Regions from separate parts of the Homo sapiens genome. Here region 2 is linked to region 1. A link is a loop called in an ENCODE intact Hi-C map of the cell type or tissue named here. Cell type or tissue: heart right ventricle. All regions are shown on one strand. Each heading gives the region's core, and the rest is flanking DNA. Links, peaks and the distances in the headings are about the cores only.

Region 1 (8,684 bases), core at 330-8,329:
TGAGAATAAGAAGAAGAGCTGTGAGAGGCCACAAGCACTGGAGCGCCAAGCCCCAGCTTCCCTCTCTAGATTCCAGCTCCCGCCATTCTGCCACACTAGAACTCAGGACAGCTGTGTTCCTGGAGGTATGTTTGGAGAGAAGCAGCTTCTCAGCTTCCACCCATGGCCTTCGCCAAGCAGCCTTTTCTCTAGGTAATCTTGCTTTTGGCGAGGAAATGAGAAAGTGACAAATATGGTCTTGACCCAATCACTCCACAAACTCCGGGAATCTTACTGTAAGATGGCCAGGACTAGGGTTTGGTGACTCTGTCCCTGTGCTATTCTGTCAGCATTACATAAGGCCATCGCGTCATTTCTAAATGTGTTGGGTGTCATGAGGAAGCTTGGGAGGGGCCCAAAGGGTGGAAAATTACCATAACAGGCGAGAGGCCCATCAGCTGTGGGGTCCCAGTCCCTGTCTGCCATGGATAATTTTAGTGGCATTATATCCCCATCCACCTCCTCCCTCCAGCTGGAGCGACTTCCAGCCTTGAATTCCTCTCCATTTTTGCACTTGTCTAAATAATCCCTTTCGAGAGGAGGATCAGTGTCACTGGGTTGACAAGAATCAGCCGAGGGGGAGGGCAGGTGAAGATGACTGCGTAGCATCCGCTGAGACCAAGTTTCAAGAGGGAAACCAGGACTCCCCCACCCTTCCACCCACGGGTCCTTTCTCACACTGCTCCTCTGGGAGTGTGTAAAGCACCTACTACACTGAATTGTCAAGTTTTTTCCTGTGGTTCGTAAAGAGAAAGGGAGAGGGAGGTTGAGATTCATGTTTCAAAGGCCATCTGTGAACTTAAACCAACTCCTTCCCAGCCCCGGGCCTCAGAACCCTTGCAGCTCTTCACTAAGGGGTGTTCCCAGGGGTTCTCAACTGGGTCAGCTCTGGGAGAGGAGGGTTAGAAGTGTGGTGGGAGGTGGAAGCGTTTGCTTCTCACATCTTGGTAAGTGAGGAGGCTCCTTGCTAGGGCCGGGGGCCTGAGATGGTAAATGCCCCGCAAAGCCCAGGACCACCCTGCCCAATAAAGAACCGTTCCACCTCAAATGCCAACAGCGCCCTCACTGGGAAGCTTCAGCGCTCTCCGAGGTCCTTTCCATTTCTGACAGTTCATGACTCTTGGCTTGCTGCCTATGAGCTGGCCCTGGGTGAATTGGAGTGAGCAGATAGTGATTTTCTGGTTTTGCAGCCAGAGTGACCACGTGAAACATTCTTCTCAATGGAGGCCAGTGTTCCTGAGGACCCATGAGAACCTCTTCATCTTCTCTCCCCTGTGTGGCTGCTTTTTTCCTGCTGTCTCTCCTCCTGTTTTCTTTGCTGGTCACCTTTCTTTGCCTCCCCTTTTCTTCCTCTTTGATTTCCCTTCTTCATCACTGATCTCTGTGGCAGTTCATGGCTCCAGCGGGCTCTGTCTGCCCTGCTGGACACCCTGGGGGTCCCAGAGGTTAGTAAGCCCTGAAAGCCCATCTCCTTTCACTGCAGGGCCTTGAGCTGGACAATGGAATTCCTGCTGCATTCTGTCAGGAAGGATTACGTATGTCCAGACATCTGGTTGAGTAAGGGCAGAAGTTGTTTAATGAAGTCATTGAAAATAAATTTGATTCCATGGTCTAATCACATTGACTGGTGCCCAAGAAGTAATTCTCCTTAGATCCCAAATGAGAAATATCCCCAGTGAGAAAAGGAGATTTCCTTAGGGTGGAAAGTAGAGGGAAGCAAACAAACAAAAAAGAACACTAGGAAGGCTACGAAGGGAAAAGCTAAACCGCCAAGATGGTGAAGGGGCAGTTTCTACTCCAGTGACTGCCTGGTCAGTTCCCCCAGGGAAATTCATATGGCCCAGAGTCTCCAGGGATGCTTGGAGAAACCAAGATGGAATGATGGGCCTCATCAGAAAAGACCACCTCAGGCAGAGTGAGCCAGGAGCCTCTGTGAGCTCCCCAGGGTCACATAGGGTCAGACAGGGGCAGACAGGGTGAGGTTTCCTAGAGCTGAGGGGTTCTTGTCCCGGAAAGGAGAAGTGACATCAGAGCCTGGAAACTGTGCCCTGGAATCTCCAACAGTTGGCCTATGGCCAGAGTCTCCTGCCTGGGGAGGGCTCAAAGGGATGGGCACCGGCTGAAAAATCTCTTCTGGGCCGAATCCGTCTTGGCTGAGGCCTCTGTTTACATAGCAACATCAGCTGTCTGCCCTGGCAGCTGCCAGCACCGGTGCTTTCCATCAGGGGAAGCAAGGAATGTGAGGGAGGAGCGGACTGGCCTGGAATGAAGGTGACAGGTGTGAATGAAGCTTCCCTTTCCCTGTGTCCGTCCAGCTGAGGCCATGCTCTGCCTCTGCGGCCTACCCAGACCGGCCGTGAATCCTAAATCGGGGCCTGGTCTGACCTGATTCTGGCCAGACTCCACAAGAAGGGTGGCCCTGGGGTCTTTGCTTAAACTTGTAAATGCTGGGCCAAGAGCACCCCTGGTTTAATCTCTTCCACATTCTTAACATCCGGGATTAAGAGTCTAACGTTTACAGTGGCACTTTTCCCACACTTCCCTTCCTGGACTCCCGAGCCTGCAGGCTGTACCGCCAGTCTGGCCTTTGTGTTTCTGTGTGAGGGTGAGCACCTGCCGGCACACGTACCCAGACATGGCCCTCAGTCAGAGGTGCGGAAGAGAGACTGGGTGGTTGAGGGAACCCTGTGAACTTCCTCTCCTCGTCCTGTTTCTTTTCTTAAACCTCATCTCTCCCAGATACACCCCTATGCATGTTCAGCCTTGGGATGTGGTCATGTCTCCACTCCATCACTTTCTGGTTCTGAGGCTTCTTGTGGCTGCACAGATGGCACCATCTGGTCAGGCCGAGCTCCTCCTCTGCACTGAGGCTGCCTCAGAGTGTGAAGGACTTGGTGTGCAGCTGTCAAAGTTGAGATAGCAGTGGCAGAGAGTAGTAGGATTTTTGACAGAATAACTTCTCTGTGGAACCACCACCCTGTTCTCCCTAGCCTACCTCCTGCTTTGAGCACCCTCCGTCCAGCTGGCTCCGGGAATGCAGACCTGTCATTGGGGTTAAGTGTAGCCTTGGGGCCAGGCCATCAAGCTTTCACCCTAGTTCACTCTGAGTCCATTTACGTCACAACAGGTGAGGCTGGGACTGTCTGTGCATGTGGATATCCTTTCTCCTGCAAAGTGAGTCAAAGTAAAGTTTTCTACTCTTTTTCCCCTAAAACAAAATGTTGCCGGAGAACCTTGAAAAAAGAAAATTCTTTCATTTCTTTGCCTTGTTTGGAGGAGGATGGCAGGGAGGTGGGGTTGGAGAAATATATTAGTCTAAAATAATAACCCTGGATCCGATGAGAGGTTCTGGGCAAGTGCAGACCCGGCTGAATCATCATCCTAGTGCTCGTGTTTCTTAAAAATAAACCCCCTTGCAATATTCTAATTAGAGCTGGGGGAGCACTTGGAAGAGTCCTCTCTATACACAATAGCTCACCCAGCTCTGGCCCTGAGATGAGCTGGCAAGGACTGAATGACATTTCTGGCTGGGCCCCACAGGCAGGTGGCATGCTGTGATAACCTACTTCTGCCCTATGCCAGCCAAGGAGATTGCAGCCACGGTTGCTGTAAAAGAAAAGGATTTCATCTTCTGGGCAGTTCACCAGGAATCTCAGTTTAGCTCATTTTCTGTCAGTATTAGCCCTTTTCTTCTCCTGGGTTCTGGGTACTTAGTGGAAGGTGGCAGGGGTGGGGATACAGAAGAAGAAGATGACCTAGTCCCTTTCCTTTGGAAGCACTCAAGCTGTTGATGCATTCAGCTTAATGAGTAGGCAGGTTCCCCACATGGCTTTCAGGGGTAAAGCAAACCCACTCCAATACGGAAAATAAATGTTCTTCCTGCTTGTTAATTCTGAAAATGTTGTCATGGTAACTTGAATTCCTGGCTTAGGACTTTGTCTCTAAAATAAAATATCCCATGATAAAGGTAACAGATGATTCACTATCATCCATTTACATGTTAGTGAGAATTTGATTGATAAGTACGTATTCCACAGTGGGATTCATAGATGAATTTCCCTGGTCCCTCCTTTCAAATTGTTCACAGTCTCTGAGGCAGGTGTAATGATTATGAATTGGCAGGATTCTGGAACAGATGTTGTCTTAGTCCATTTTGTGTCGCTGTAACAGAATACCTGAGACTGAGTCCTTTATAATGAACAGGAAATGTATTGGCCCATGGTTCTGGATGCTGAGAAACCCAAGATCAAGTGGCTGACATCTGGTGAGAGCCTTCTTGTTGCACTGTCCCATGACAGAGGGCAAAGAGAGGGAGAGAGGAAAGAAAGAGAGCAAGCACAAGTGTGCAAAGGGGCCAAAGTCATCCTTTTATAAGAACCCACTTTTGAGAAAATACTAATCTATTCATGAGGGTGATGCCCCCGGATCCACACACCTCCCACTAAGCCCTGCCTCCCAACCCCACTGCACCGAGGATCGAGTTTCCAAACCCATGAACTTTTGGGGACACATTTAAGCCATAGCAAATGTACCAAAGAAAATGCCAGAGCATACAGAGCAAGTAGTGGATTGTGATGGTAGGGAGTCAGAAAATACTTCCTGAGGTTAGTGACATTTGGGATTGCCTTCTAAGGATGTGGAGATGTTGGGGAGAGCATTCTAGACAGGAGACAGCATAAGCCAAGGTGCAGAGGCAGGAGTGGCCATGGTGTCCTTCTCAGATGCTTGGAAAGATGCTTTGAGGTGGCAGAGGAAGGGTGAAGTTTGCATTGTGGTTCAGGGTGTGGGCTCTAGATTCTGGGGACCAACTCTGGCTCCAACACTTGCTAACTGCATGACTTTGCTTTGAGCAAATTCCCTACCTTTCAGTACCTCCATTATCTCCTCTATAAAATGGACAGTACCAGTATCAACCCCGTGGGTTATGGTGAGGATTAATTAATCCACGGAAACCTCTTAGAATGATGCCTGGCACATCGTTAAGTGTCTAATAAATAAAAGCTATTTATAATGGTGATTTCCTGGTACCTGGAAGGCATGGGAAAACTGGTGCAAGTGCGAGGGAAAAGACTAAGAAAAGGAGTTCAAAGGTTCCCAAATTAAATTTCATCTATTTTCAAATGTGCCAATAGCAGAACACAGGTAATGGTAAAGAGTGAAGTTTAAGAAACACACAAACTACAAAAAATTTATGGGCTGAGGGGCTCCAAAGTGAGGAATTAAGGTGAGTGGCCAAAAAGTGGCTTCTCGAGGAGGTGGCAGGCCTGTGGCTAGTTAGCTGCAGTGATCCCAGTGAGCCTCCATGACAGGGATGAGCGGGTGGGCTTTGTTTTCTCCCTGAGCCTACCCTGTAGGCTGTTCTGGCCACTGACTTTCTAGGAGAGACTGTCGGGCACAGGACTGAGGGAGAGATAACAGGTCAGTGCAGATCTAGTCCAACAACTTGAAAATACTGTGAAGCTAGTGTCTTATTTTCTTATATGAAGGGCAGCATATTTAGAGTTTCAGAAGGAGGAGAGGTGTGACTTGGTGTTGAGGAAGATGCCAGGCCAGGAAGGCAACATATGTAAGAAAGCTTCAGAAACTCGGATGAGCTAACTGGTAGGTCCTACAAGGACCATGGAACAAGACAGTCTCTTGTTAAGCACATGCACTGCTTAATTTTCAGAGACAACAGGAGATCTAAAGAGCTACCATGGCTTAGGTCCTACATAGTTTGCAGGGTTACAGGGAAGAAGACTGACTCCTAGAAGTGAGTATGACTCCTGACTTCATTTGGACTATGGCCATTCCTCCCGAGTTAGAACTTGCTAGGAGCATGTTCTCCATACTCCACACAGTAACCTTCCTCAGGTTGACTTAGCACCCACTGTTAGTGGATCAGGTTTGGCTAAGGTTAGGTGTAAGCTGTAGCTTAAACATAATTCACTTTTTTTTTCTTTTTTGAGATAGGGTCTTGCTTTGTTGCCCAGGCTGGAATGCAGTTGTGCAATCTCAGCTCACCGCAACCTCCACCTCCTAGGTTCAAGCGATCCTCCCATCTCAGCCTTCCAAGTAGCTGGGACTACAGGCGCATGTCACCATGTCTGGCTAATTTTTTTTGCTTTTTTTTTTTTTTTTTTTTTTTGTAGAGATGGGGTTTCACCGTGGTGCCCAGGCTGGTCTGAAACTCCTGGGTTCAAGTGATCCTCTCTTCTCAGCCTCCCAAAGTGCTGGGACTATAAGCATGACCCAGCGCACCCAGCCATGATTCACTTTTATGTAAAAGCAGCTCAACAGAGGTGGAAATGGGCTTCCTGCTGCGCTGCCATCTTTAGAGACCATCTTTTTTTTTTTTTTTTCTGAGACAGAATCTCACTCTGTTGCCCAGGCTGGAGTGCAGTGGCACGATCTTGGCTCACTGCAACCTCCGCTTCCCAGGTTCCAGTGATTCTGCCTCAGCCTCCCAAGTAGCTGGGACTACAGGAATGCGCCATCATACCCGGCTGTTTTTTGTGTTTTTAGTAGAGACAGGGTTTCACCATGTTGGTCAGGCTGGTCTCAAACTCCTGATCTCAAATGATCCACCCACCTCAGCCTCCCAAAGTGCTTGGATTACAGGCCTAAGCCACTGTGCCCAGCCCTAGAGACCATCTTGAGGTCCCCACTCCAGCCGTCGCTTCCATGTTCCCATCAGCAGGAAGAACAAAGGAAAGAAAAAGATGAAGGGCACATACCAGTTGTCTTTTGAAGACGTGTCCTACTAACTGCCACACCACACTTCCATGTAAATCTCACTGGCTACAACTTAGTCTGAGGCCATGCGTGGGTACAGGGAGGCTGGAAGATGTACTTTGTATTCAAGGCAGCTATGTACCTAACTAAAAATCAGGGATGGGAGACGGGTGTTTTATACTAAAGAAGGGAAGAATGGATGTTGAGGGGCAACTAATAGACGCTGCTGCACACAGATCGTTAGATAAATCAGTTATGAAAATCTAATACAAATGTAGTTTATATTTGGATAAAAAATATATGCTTACCTAATTACAAAACCAGGAAAGGTAGTATGGAAATAATATTTTACTAGCTCTAGGAAATGACCTGCATTTAATCTTTTTCTAAAGCAAGGAATGCATAGGTACTGCAGGTTTATCCTTTTGCCTTATCCTGCAGGCAAATTGAATTTTTGATTGCTGAATTTTCTACAAGTGGGGCACACTGTGGAGCAGTGATTTACTTTTCTAACCACATTTGCATCAGGCTGATGCTAATGTATGGGGAGTCTACTTGAGAAAGTCTCAAATTAGCTATTTGTAAAGATGACACCACCTCAGGCAAGGAGACAAAATGGAGGCTCACTTCAGGCTTTATGAGAGAACCAGATGCATGTGGACTCTTTAAACCTGACTTGTGTGTAAGAACCCTAGTTCTGTCCACATTAGTGGGCTGAGGGCTAGGGTAGGAATATAAATTTGAATCCCCAAGCAAACATGTGTTCCTTTTCCTGTCAATCCAAGAATGGTCCTCATAGTGTCATCTGGGGGCCACTCCTCCAGGCCTGTAGCAGTGGCTTTGTTTAAGGGAATAGCTAATCTCCAGGGCATGCAGAGGCTGGAGGACACCATCCCCTGAAGGATGGAAGCCTTGAGCTCTGATACAATGAGCAGAGTCTACACACTGAAGTGTAGGGATTTCTACTGGCAGTCAGCTGTGTTAATTAGCATCATGTGTATGACCCAGTCGCTATGGGGAGAGACACAAAGAAATAAGAGGCATAATTCCTGACCGATAAAGGAGGGCACATGGTCAAGCTAAGAAATAAGGCCCATGCAACAGATAAGTAAGGTTACAAGTTATTTGAGTAGGGCCTAGTCAGGGATAGTTTCTTGACCACCTTGAGCAGTCAGGTTTCAAAGGGAATGATCAGACTGTTGATGACTATTCCTTCCCATTTCAGAGAGAGAGAGAGAGAGAGAGAGAAAAGGGGTAGTGGAATTGCTGGCAGAGATTAATGCCATTCACTGAGCTGTGCTTTAGCTAGAAGCTAGCTGTTGATTTCTAGTTCTATCAACATTGAATTAGTTGGACCACTTTTATGCCAGGGAAAAACCATTAGCTGTTAGGAAATCTTTCAAGGGCATAAAATAAGAAACCTTCTAACAATTATATTTTCTTTTTGGTCTTTTTTTTTTTTTTTAATACTTAAGAACAAGGTTCGGCTGGGTGCGGTGGCTCACACCTGTAATCCCAGCACTTTGGGAGACCGAGGCAGGCAGATCACCTGAGGTCAGGAGTTCGAGACCAGCCTGACCAACATGGTGAAACCCCATGTCTACAAAAATACAAAATTGGCCAGGTGTGGTGGCACATGCCTGTAATCCCAGCTACTCAGGAGGGTGAGGCAGGAGAATCACTTGAACTGGGGAGGCAGAGGTTGCAGTGAGCCAAGATTGTGCCACGGCACTCTAGCCTGGGCAACAAGGGCGAAACTCCGTCTCAAAAACAAAAACAAAAACAAAACAAAAACAAGGTTTATGTGTAACCTAAACATGTCTTTTTCTTGCAAAAATGGATGTGAAACTTTTGAATTAGAACTCACTAGCCATACTGAATATCCTAAACTTGATTCATGATCTCAGTTCTCTCTTATCCAAGGTGAGAAG
Region 2 (8,684 bases), core at 418-8,417, 160 kb before region 1:
TGGCAGGGATTTTAATGGCAATATTCTGAGGCTAGCTTGCAGAAGGTGGCAGTGTGTTAGCCACACAGTCTATGCCCAGTGTCTGTGGCAGTGGAGTCTCTATGGTTCTTGTACACTGGCTTGAGTTTGTTTTGTCATCCCTCCTGGAAATTTTATGAACTATTCAATATCCTTCAGTAAATTCCTTTTCTGCTTAAATTAGCCAAATTTGGCTGGGCACAGTGGCTTGTGCCTATAATCCCAGCACTTTGGGGGGCCAAGGCGGGAGGATCACTTGAACCTAGGAGTTCAAGACCAGCCTGAGCAACATAGGGAGACTCGGTCTCTACAAAACATTTAAAAACTCACCAGGCCTGGTGGTACATGCCTGTGTTCCCAGCTACTTGAGAGGCTGAGGTAGAAGGATCGCTTGGGCCCAGGAGGTCGAGGCTACAGTGAGCCATGATCGTGTCACTGCACTCCAGCCTGGGTGACAGAGCAAGATTCTGTTAAAAAAATAAATAAATAAATAATAATAATAAATTAGCCAAATTTTGTTTCTGATGCTTGCCTTTTTTTTTTTTCTTGAGACAGAGTCTTTCTCTGTCACCCAGGCTGGAGTGCACTGGTGCGATCTTGGCTCACTGCGACCTCCGCCTCCTGGGTTCGAGCAATTCTCCTGCCTCAGCCTCCTGAGTAGTTGGGATTACAGGTGCCCACCACCATGCCCAGCTAATCGTTGTGTTTTTAGTAGAGACGGGGTTTCTCCGTCTGGTTGGTCAGGCTGGTCTCGAACACCTGGCCTCAGGTGATCCACCCGCCTCGGCCTCCCAAAGTGCTGGGATTACAGGTGTGAGTCACCACGCCCAGTCATGATGTTTGCATTTTTAAGAACCCTGTTTAATGAGAAAATCAATACCCTGAAGTAGTTGTCATCAAGAGACCCTTAGGAAAATGAAGGAAAATAGGAAAGAAGGAAGAGAGGGAAATCTGGGATTGGTTATATAGCCTGCATAGGTCTCCAGGCAGCAAAATTCCAATTAATTTAAAGGATGAGACACTGGAAGGATATGGAAGATGCTGATCATACTTGTGAAAGCATTTTAAATTCTTATGGCAAGAAGGATATGTATTGACTTGGAGGCAACCAAGGGATACACTGCAATGAACACTGTTTAATATTTTGGGCCTACTTTTCATATAATAAAGTGAGAAAGCCCTCATTTTATGAGGCAGGACCCATCTTCCACCCTAGAGACTGAAAATGCCAAATATTTACTTTCCCAGTGTTCCTCACTATTATGGCAAATACATGACTTAAGTTCCACCAATCAGAGGTACACAGCCCAGATTTTGAGTCAGAAGCCAGGAATATAAAGAAACCAACTGCATGGGACTTTGTGCTGGTGTGGGAAGTAGCAGCTGCACCCATTTTCAGAGGCAGTGGTGGCACTGATCCTAGTAGCTGTATCTAGTGTCCCAAGGCAGTGAGTCTTCATGGACCAGCCTTGTGACCTGATTTGGGGCACTGTTTCTAGCTCTATAACCTACAAACCTGGTTTTTGGCCCTCTTGGAGATTATGTGAGCTACCTAATATATTAATAAATTTGTATGCTTAAATTAGTCAAGGTTGGTTTCTGTTTCTTGAAACTAAACTCTGACTGATAGGGAAGGCAATCAGTCCACAAAACTCCACCATTCCCAAGACCAAAACTTACCTTCCTCTCTTTCCCTCCCATCTTTCATGTATTTTGAGGCTTCTTTCCTGATTTTAAAATGTCAGGATAGGGAATAAGAACTTTGAATTTTCCAGGAATTGCTTAACCTCAACCCCAGAGATGGTCTTGAGCCATTAAACCCTTAGGGGTAGTTATGCCTTGCAATTCATCAATAGCCACAATTCACTGTTTATGTAATACTCCTGTCATTATAAAAAGCCCTCTTGTTGAGGCCGGGAGTTGTGGTCATGCCTGTAATCCCAGCAGTTTGGGAGGCTAAGGCGGGAGGATCACTTGAGATAGAGTTCCAGACCAGCCTGGCCAAATGGTGAAACCCATCTCTACTAAAAATACAAAAAGTAGCCAGGCATGGTGGGTGCGCCTGTAGTCCCAGCTACTCCGGAGGCTGAGGCACGAGAATCACTTGAACCCGGGAGGTGGGGGTTGAAGTAAGATGAGATCGAGCCACTGAACCCCAGACTGGGTGACTGAGCAAGACTCTGTTAAAAAAAAAATCCTTTTGTTGGAAACTCAGAAGAAAAGTCAGGAGTCAGGAATTAATTTGACCAGAAAGAATACACCCGTTGGAATCAAACAAAGAATCGAGTCTGTGAAATTGTAGCACAAAACCCCACACAAAACAAGTCCTAGGGGAACTTCTCCCCAATCCCCAAAGGTCACAAGAGATCTCCAATAACCCCATTTCCCAAGGTTCCTCTCTGGGTTTGAGGTGTGTCACACAGCTACCTCTACCACCACAACAAAGCTTGCCAATGCAATACTGTCACCAAACAGAAATTTACTGGACTGACTAACACATATTATCAGGGAAGCCCATTTTAACAGGGGCCTTCTGAAATCAGTAGCTTCCTATAGAAGGACTCTACATGCAAATGTCATTTGAATCTGCTTCCTCTCACTTTCTTATCTGGGACCCAAATGGAAACATTTATTATTGATGTAATTTAAGAAGCCTAAAAACGATCATTGAAATATCTAGTTTCCTGTCTGTGCCAGGGCGGCACGCGGTCCACGCCAAACAATAGAGATGCTCAGGCTGTGCCCTCAGGGACCAAATGGGAGACAATAGCACCTGCGGGGACAGAGAGCCCAGACATCAAGCTCTTTGGGAAGTGGAGCACCCATGATGTGCATGCAGATCAATAACATTTCCCTGCAGGATTACATTGCAGTGAAGAAGTATGCCAAGCACCTGCCTCACAGTGCAGGGTAGTATGCCGCCAAACGCTTCCGCAAAGCTCAGCACCCCATTGTGGAGTGCCGCACTCACTCCATGATGCCGCAACAACTGCAAGAAACTCGTGACCTTGCGCATCACCAAGCATGCCTTCGAGACCATTCACCTGCTCACAGGAGAGGACTCTCTGCAGGTCCTGGTGAACGCCATCATCAACAGTGGTCCCCGGGAGGACTCCATACGTATTGGGCGAGCCGAGCCTGGGCCGTGAGACCACAGGCTGTGGAAGTGTCCCCCTTGTGCCGTGTGAATCAGGCCATCTGGCTGTTGTCCACAGGTGCTCGTGAGGCCCTTTGGGGCAGCCCCACGAAAAAGAGAGAGAAGAGAAGAGAAGAGAAGAGAAGAGAAGAAAGAGAAAGAGAAAGAAAGATCAAAAACTGTTAATAAAATAGCAATTTGGTTTTCTTTTTCTGTGTGGGTTTTTTTTTTTTTTTTTTTTTTTTTTTTTTTTTTTGAGATGGGGTCTCACTTGACAGAGCGACGATCCAGGCTGGAATGCAGTGGCGCCATCTTGGCTCACTGCAACCTCTGCCTCCCTGGCCCAAGCCATCCTCCCACCTCAGCCTCCCAAGTAGCTGGGACCACAGGCACAAGCCACCATGCCTGGCTAATTTTTGTATTTTTGGAAGAGACAGGGTTTCGCCATGTTACCCACGCTGGTCTTGAACTCCTGAGCTCAAGCAATCATCTCACCTCAGCCTCCCAAAGTGCTGGGATTACAGGCATGAGCCATTGTAGCCAGACACAAAATTTGTTTTTATTTAAATGTTATTAATTTATGTTTAGGGACAGGGTCTCGCCGTGTTGCCCAAGCTTGTCTTGAACTCCTGGCCTCAAGCAATCCTCCAGCCTCGGCCTTCCAAAGTGCTGGAATTACAGGCATGAGCCACCACACCCAGCCACAAATAGCAAATTTCTTACAATTCCTCCAGAGTGCCAGTCAGCCTTGCTCTTTACTAAATTTCCCAGAAGCCTACCAAGGCTGCCCTGTGGATTTCCTGAGCCACCTGGTAGAGCTGAGGATAATGAGTTTCATGTGGGGCCCCCTCTACTCCTCTCTGGTTCTCAAGGGCACGGGCAAGGCCAGAGTCCATCCACCCCAGTGGAATTCAGAGAGTGGGGAATTGGGAATCACGAGCATTGGCCTGGGTCTTTCAGATGCCAGAGAATCCCCCAGTATAAGGTAAAGGGTTATTTTGGGGGACAGCTTCTGTGATGGTTAATTTGATGTGTCAACTTGGTGAGGCTACATTACTCAGCTAGTTGGTTAAACATTATTCTAGATGTTTCTGTGAAGGTATATTGTAAATTAGATTAACGTTTAAATCAGTGGACTGTGAGTGAAGCATGTTACCCTCTGTAAAGTGGATTGGCTTCCTCCAATCAGTCGAAGGCCTTAGAAATAGAAAAAGACTGACCTTCCCAAGCAAGAAGGAATTCCGCCAGCAGACTGCCTTTGGGCTTTGCAGGGAGCCAGGGCAGAAAAGGAGGAAAGTGTCTGTGATTTAGTGCTACTGAGGAAACCCATGCATTGACAGATATGAAACACTCCTGGGAGGGGGTAGAGAGCATGTGGACTTTCTGCCATTTCAGGTAAGGTCAGAGTCCCAATGGATATATTGTCTTGTGACTTTTGAGTTTCTGGTTTTAGCCTGAGACTGTTGTAGGGTGTATAGAGGAGGATAAAGTAGAAAATGCCTAAGGTGGTGTTAGAAATGCAAAATGCTTGTTCCCCAGTGCAGCAAAGAAATAGCACTCCAACATAAATTTAATTTTCTCAGCAAGGCAATTTTTACTTTCTGCAGAAAGTGTGCCCTTCACAGATGGAACAATGGTGAGAGCATACCTGGACAGGGGAAGGGAAGGAGTTATTCCTGATGCAGGTAGCTCCTACTGCTGTGTCGTTCCCCTATTGGCTTAGGTTGGACAGCACAGTCTAAGCTAATTCCGATTGGCTGTTTTAAAAAGAGCAGGAGTACGAGCCGGAGTGGCAGCGTGAGTAGTTTGGTGGGAAAGATGGTTAGGAACAGGTAACTAAGGTGACTTAGGTCAGACTGGGTGACCAGGCATGACTCAGGTCAGAGCAGGTGACCGGAATGAGTCAGGATGAAGCAGGTGACCAGGGGAACAGATGTGAATTACTAACTAGGACTGGTGGGAGAGTTGTTTACTGAAACCAGAGGCAAGGGGGTGAAGAGAACCAGGAAGTTAAGCTTTAAAATGGAGAATCAAAGAATAAGAGAGCTGAACATACTAATATACTCAGCCAGGCGTGGTGGCTCACGCCTGTAATCCCAGCACTTTGGGAGACTGAGGTAGGTGGATCACATGAGATCAGGAGTTTAAAACCAGCCTGACCAATATGGTGAAACCCTGTCTCTACTAAAAATACAAAAATTAGCCAGGTGTATTGGTGCATGCCTGTAATCCCAACTACTCAGGAGGCTGAGGCAGGAGAATTGCATGAACCCAGGAGAAGGAGGTTGTAGTGAGCCAAGGTCACGCCACTGTACTCCAACCTGGGTGACAAAGCTAGACTCCATCTCAAAAAAAAAAAAAAAAAAAAAAAAACAGGCTGGGTGCGGTGGCTCACGCCTGTAATCCTGGCACTTAGGGAGGCTGAGGTGGGTGGATCATGAGGTCAGGAGATTGAGACCATCCTAGCTAACACGGTGAAACCCCATCTCTACTAAAAATACAAAAATACACACACACACACAAAAAAGATTAGCCAGGCGTTGTGGCAGGTGCCTGTAGTCCCAGCTACTTGGGAGGCTGAGGCAGAAGAATGGCGTGAACCCAGGAGGCAGAGCTGGCAGTGAGCCGAGATCACGCCACTACGCTCTAGCCTGGGCAACAGAGCGAGACCCCGTCTCAAAACAAACAAACAAACAAACAAACAAACAAAACATGCTAACATACTGATTCTTTGAAGAGAAAATTGGGGTTCACTATAAATTTAACAGTGGGATCAGGGGTGAGGGAAGGTTTCCAGAAGGAGGTGTTATCAAATTAAATCTTGCACAAATTGAAGTTAGGTAGAGAGGAGGTAACGGAATAAGGCAAGTTCAGAGAGTCACAAGTAGGTCTATAAAACCAGAGGCACACAGCTGGGAGGGTGGATAGGGTTAGGAGAGAGCTGAGGTTAGAGAATGTGTTAATTGTACTGTCCAGCTGGGTGTGGTGGCTCACATATGTAATCCCAGCACTTTGGGAAGCTGAGGTGGGAGGATTGCTTGAAGCCAGGAGTTTGAAACCAGACTGGTCAACATAGCCAAAGTAAAAAAATTAGCTGGGCACGGTGGTGCACACCTGTCTTCCCAGCTACTTAGGAGGCTGAGGTGGGGCAATTGCTTGAGCAGGAGAGGTTGAGGCTGCATTGAGAGGTGATCACCCCACAGCACTCCAGCCTGGGCAACAGAGTGAGACCCTGTCTCAAAAAGAAAAAGAAGAAAAAGAAATGTACCGTCCATACCCTGACACGCCTTTACCAAAACCTATGTGTTTATTTCCTATTATTCATCCTAGCTAGAGCCAAAGAAATAATACTGTATTTGATAGTCTTTATTTGAGCTTCTGAATGTGGGGAGATAATTATCTACAGGACTCCCATGTTTCTGCACATCTAGGGAGCAGAAGCACTGACGACCTTTGTTTCAGGTAATCTCTTTGGAAGATCGTGACTCCCTCTGGAGCAGAGGGCAGCTCTGTTTACCATCCACTATAATGAAGATAATGTCTCTTTCTGGGCAAAGGTTGGGTTTCTTTAAGCTCAGGATTCCTCAGCTATGAGGCAAAACCTCTGCGTGTGTGGCATCTACCTGGACATCTTCACATCGCCCCATGGATCTTGAGGGAGTGGGGGAGGGCAAGGGGAACTGACCCCAACAAGAGGCTTGTGTTCCTTGCTGTGCTCTAAGTAGTAAAATCCTTTGCCTCTGAACCAGGAGCCTCATGTCTTCTGCAGGTGCCCATGACAGCTGTGCCAGGATAATCCTTTAGTTATTAACACTAGGTATTTGCTTTAAAACAAACAAACAAAAACAGGCCGGATGAAGTGGCTCATGCCTGTAATCCCAGCACTTTGGGAGGCTGAGGAGGGCGGATTGCTTGAGGCCAGGAGTTCACGACCAGCAACATGGCGAAACCCCATCTCTACTAAAAATACAAAAATTAGCCAGGCATACACTTGTCATCCCAGCTACTCAGGAGGCTGAGGTGGGAGAATCATCTGAGACCGGGAAGTCCAGCTGCAGTGAGCCATGATCATGCCACTGCACTCAAGCCTGGGTGACAGAATGAGACCCTGTGTCAAAAAAAAAAAAGGCAGACTTTCACCATGTTGCACAGGGTGGAGGGCAGTGGCTATTCACAGCCATGATCCTGGCACACTACAGCCTTGAACTCCTGGACTCAAGTGATCTCTCACTCCAGCCTCCTGAGTAGCTGGGACTATAGGTATCTGCCACCACTGCCTGGCTAGGTATTTGCCTTTTGGGAAGTGAAAAATTAGCTGTAGTTCTGTGTCGTTTGTTTTTATTATTTTTAACATTTTCTCATGGTTGATGAGTCTTATCCACACTGTGCCCTACTATATAGTCCTGACTGACATAGGGTTTTAAGCCAGCTGGCTTATCCATATCCCTTCTAATATCAGAATGCTTTGGCTCTCTATGAATCTGAGCTTCCTGTGGAAGTAGAGGGCAACCAAATAAAAAGTGAATGTCTTATTGAAATAAATACAAATGCCAAGAAGCTCTGGGTTCCAGGCCAGGCAGTGCTCTGCTTGGCATATGGACTAGGTTCTTAACCACACAAAGGAACATAAGCCAAGTTAAGATCTGAAGAGGCTCATGCCTGTAATCCCAGCACTTTGTGGGGCTGAGGCGGGCAGATCACCTGAGGTCAGGAGTTCGAGACCAGCCTGGGCAACATGGTGAAACCCTGTCTCTACTAAAAATACAAAAATTAACCTGGCATAGTGGCACACACCTGTAGTCCCAGCTACTCAGGAGGCTGAGATGAGAATTGCTTGAACCTGGAAAGCAGATGTTGCAGTGAGCCAAATCACACTGCTGCACCCCAGCCTGGGCAACAGACCAAGACTCCGTCTAAAAAAAAAAAAGTGATTTGAAGAGACTGTGATCCAAGAAGCAATGAAACGGAGGTGATAGTAGCCAAATAGGATGTGGCCATGAGATAATTCTAACCATCACCACTGTGGGGATGGACAACGTAATGTAACAGAAAGCCCTGTCTACAGGCACCTTATATTAGCCTCTCAAATATCTCCTTATTCAAATAATCAAAACCATAACTTTAACAGAGGAAGTTAATCTATCATTTATAAGCAAGTGTTAACTTTTTAGCCTTCAACCTGATCAGTGGGGTTGGTCAATATATTCCATTGAGTTATAGAAACAAATATAAACTATTATTTAAACATTTTAGATTACTAAGGAGAAGATTGCCTGGGCATGGTGGCTCACACCTGTAATCCCAGCACTCTGGGATGCCAAGGCGAGTGGATCACCTGAGGTCAGGAGTTCAAGACCAGCCTGACCAACATGGTGAAATGTCATCTCTACTAAAAATACAAAAATTAGCTGGGTGTGGTGGCGTGCGCCTGTAGTCCCAGCTTCTCAGGAGGCTGAGACAGGAGAATAGCTTAAACCCAGGAGGTGGAGATTGCAGTGAGCTGAGATCATGCCACTGCATTCCAGCCCGG

What was found. A loop is a pair of places that touch in the nucleus more often than their neighbours do. Peaks named below come from ENCODE experiments on the same cell type or tissue, not always from the same donor. Only the 100,000 strongest peaks of a DNase experiment are listed, where the experiment ranks them.
Region 2: a loop joins it to region 1, with 2.2 times the contacts of the local background. A loop is called at or near these places in 80 of 110 quality-filtered maps.

Annotation. Positions count from the first base shown.
Region 1 is chr1:212,979,056-212,987,739 of GRCh38, forward strand. All of the region lies in intron 7 of VASH2 (vasohibin 2), which reads left to right. Among named protein-coding and RNA genes, the nearest start is that of ANGEL2, 32 kb to the right of the region's middle. RefSeq lists enhancers at 575-624, 2,457-2,676, 2,787-2,936 and a silencer at 912-1,206. In heart right ventricle, for the core only: no CTCF peak of the experiment used is centred there; DNase peaks (open chromatin) are centred at 1,086, 2,133, 2,999 and 3,565; H3K27ac peaks cover 2,583 bases.
Region 2 is chr1:212,821,258-212,829,941 of GRCh38, forward strand. It overlaps the pseudogene RPS5P4. Among named protein-coding and RNA genes, the nearest start is that of SPATA45, 22 kb to the right of the region's middle. In heart right ventricle, for the core only: no CTCF peak of the experiment used is centred there; no DNase peak of the experiment used is centred there.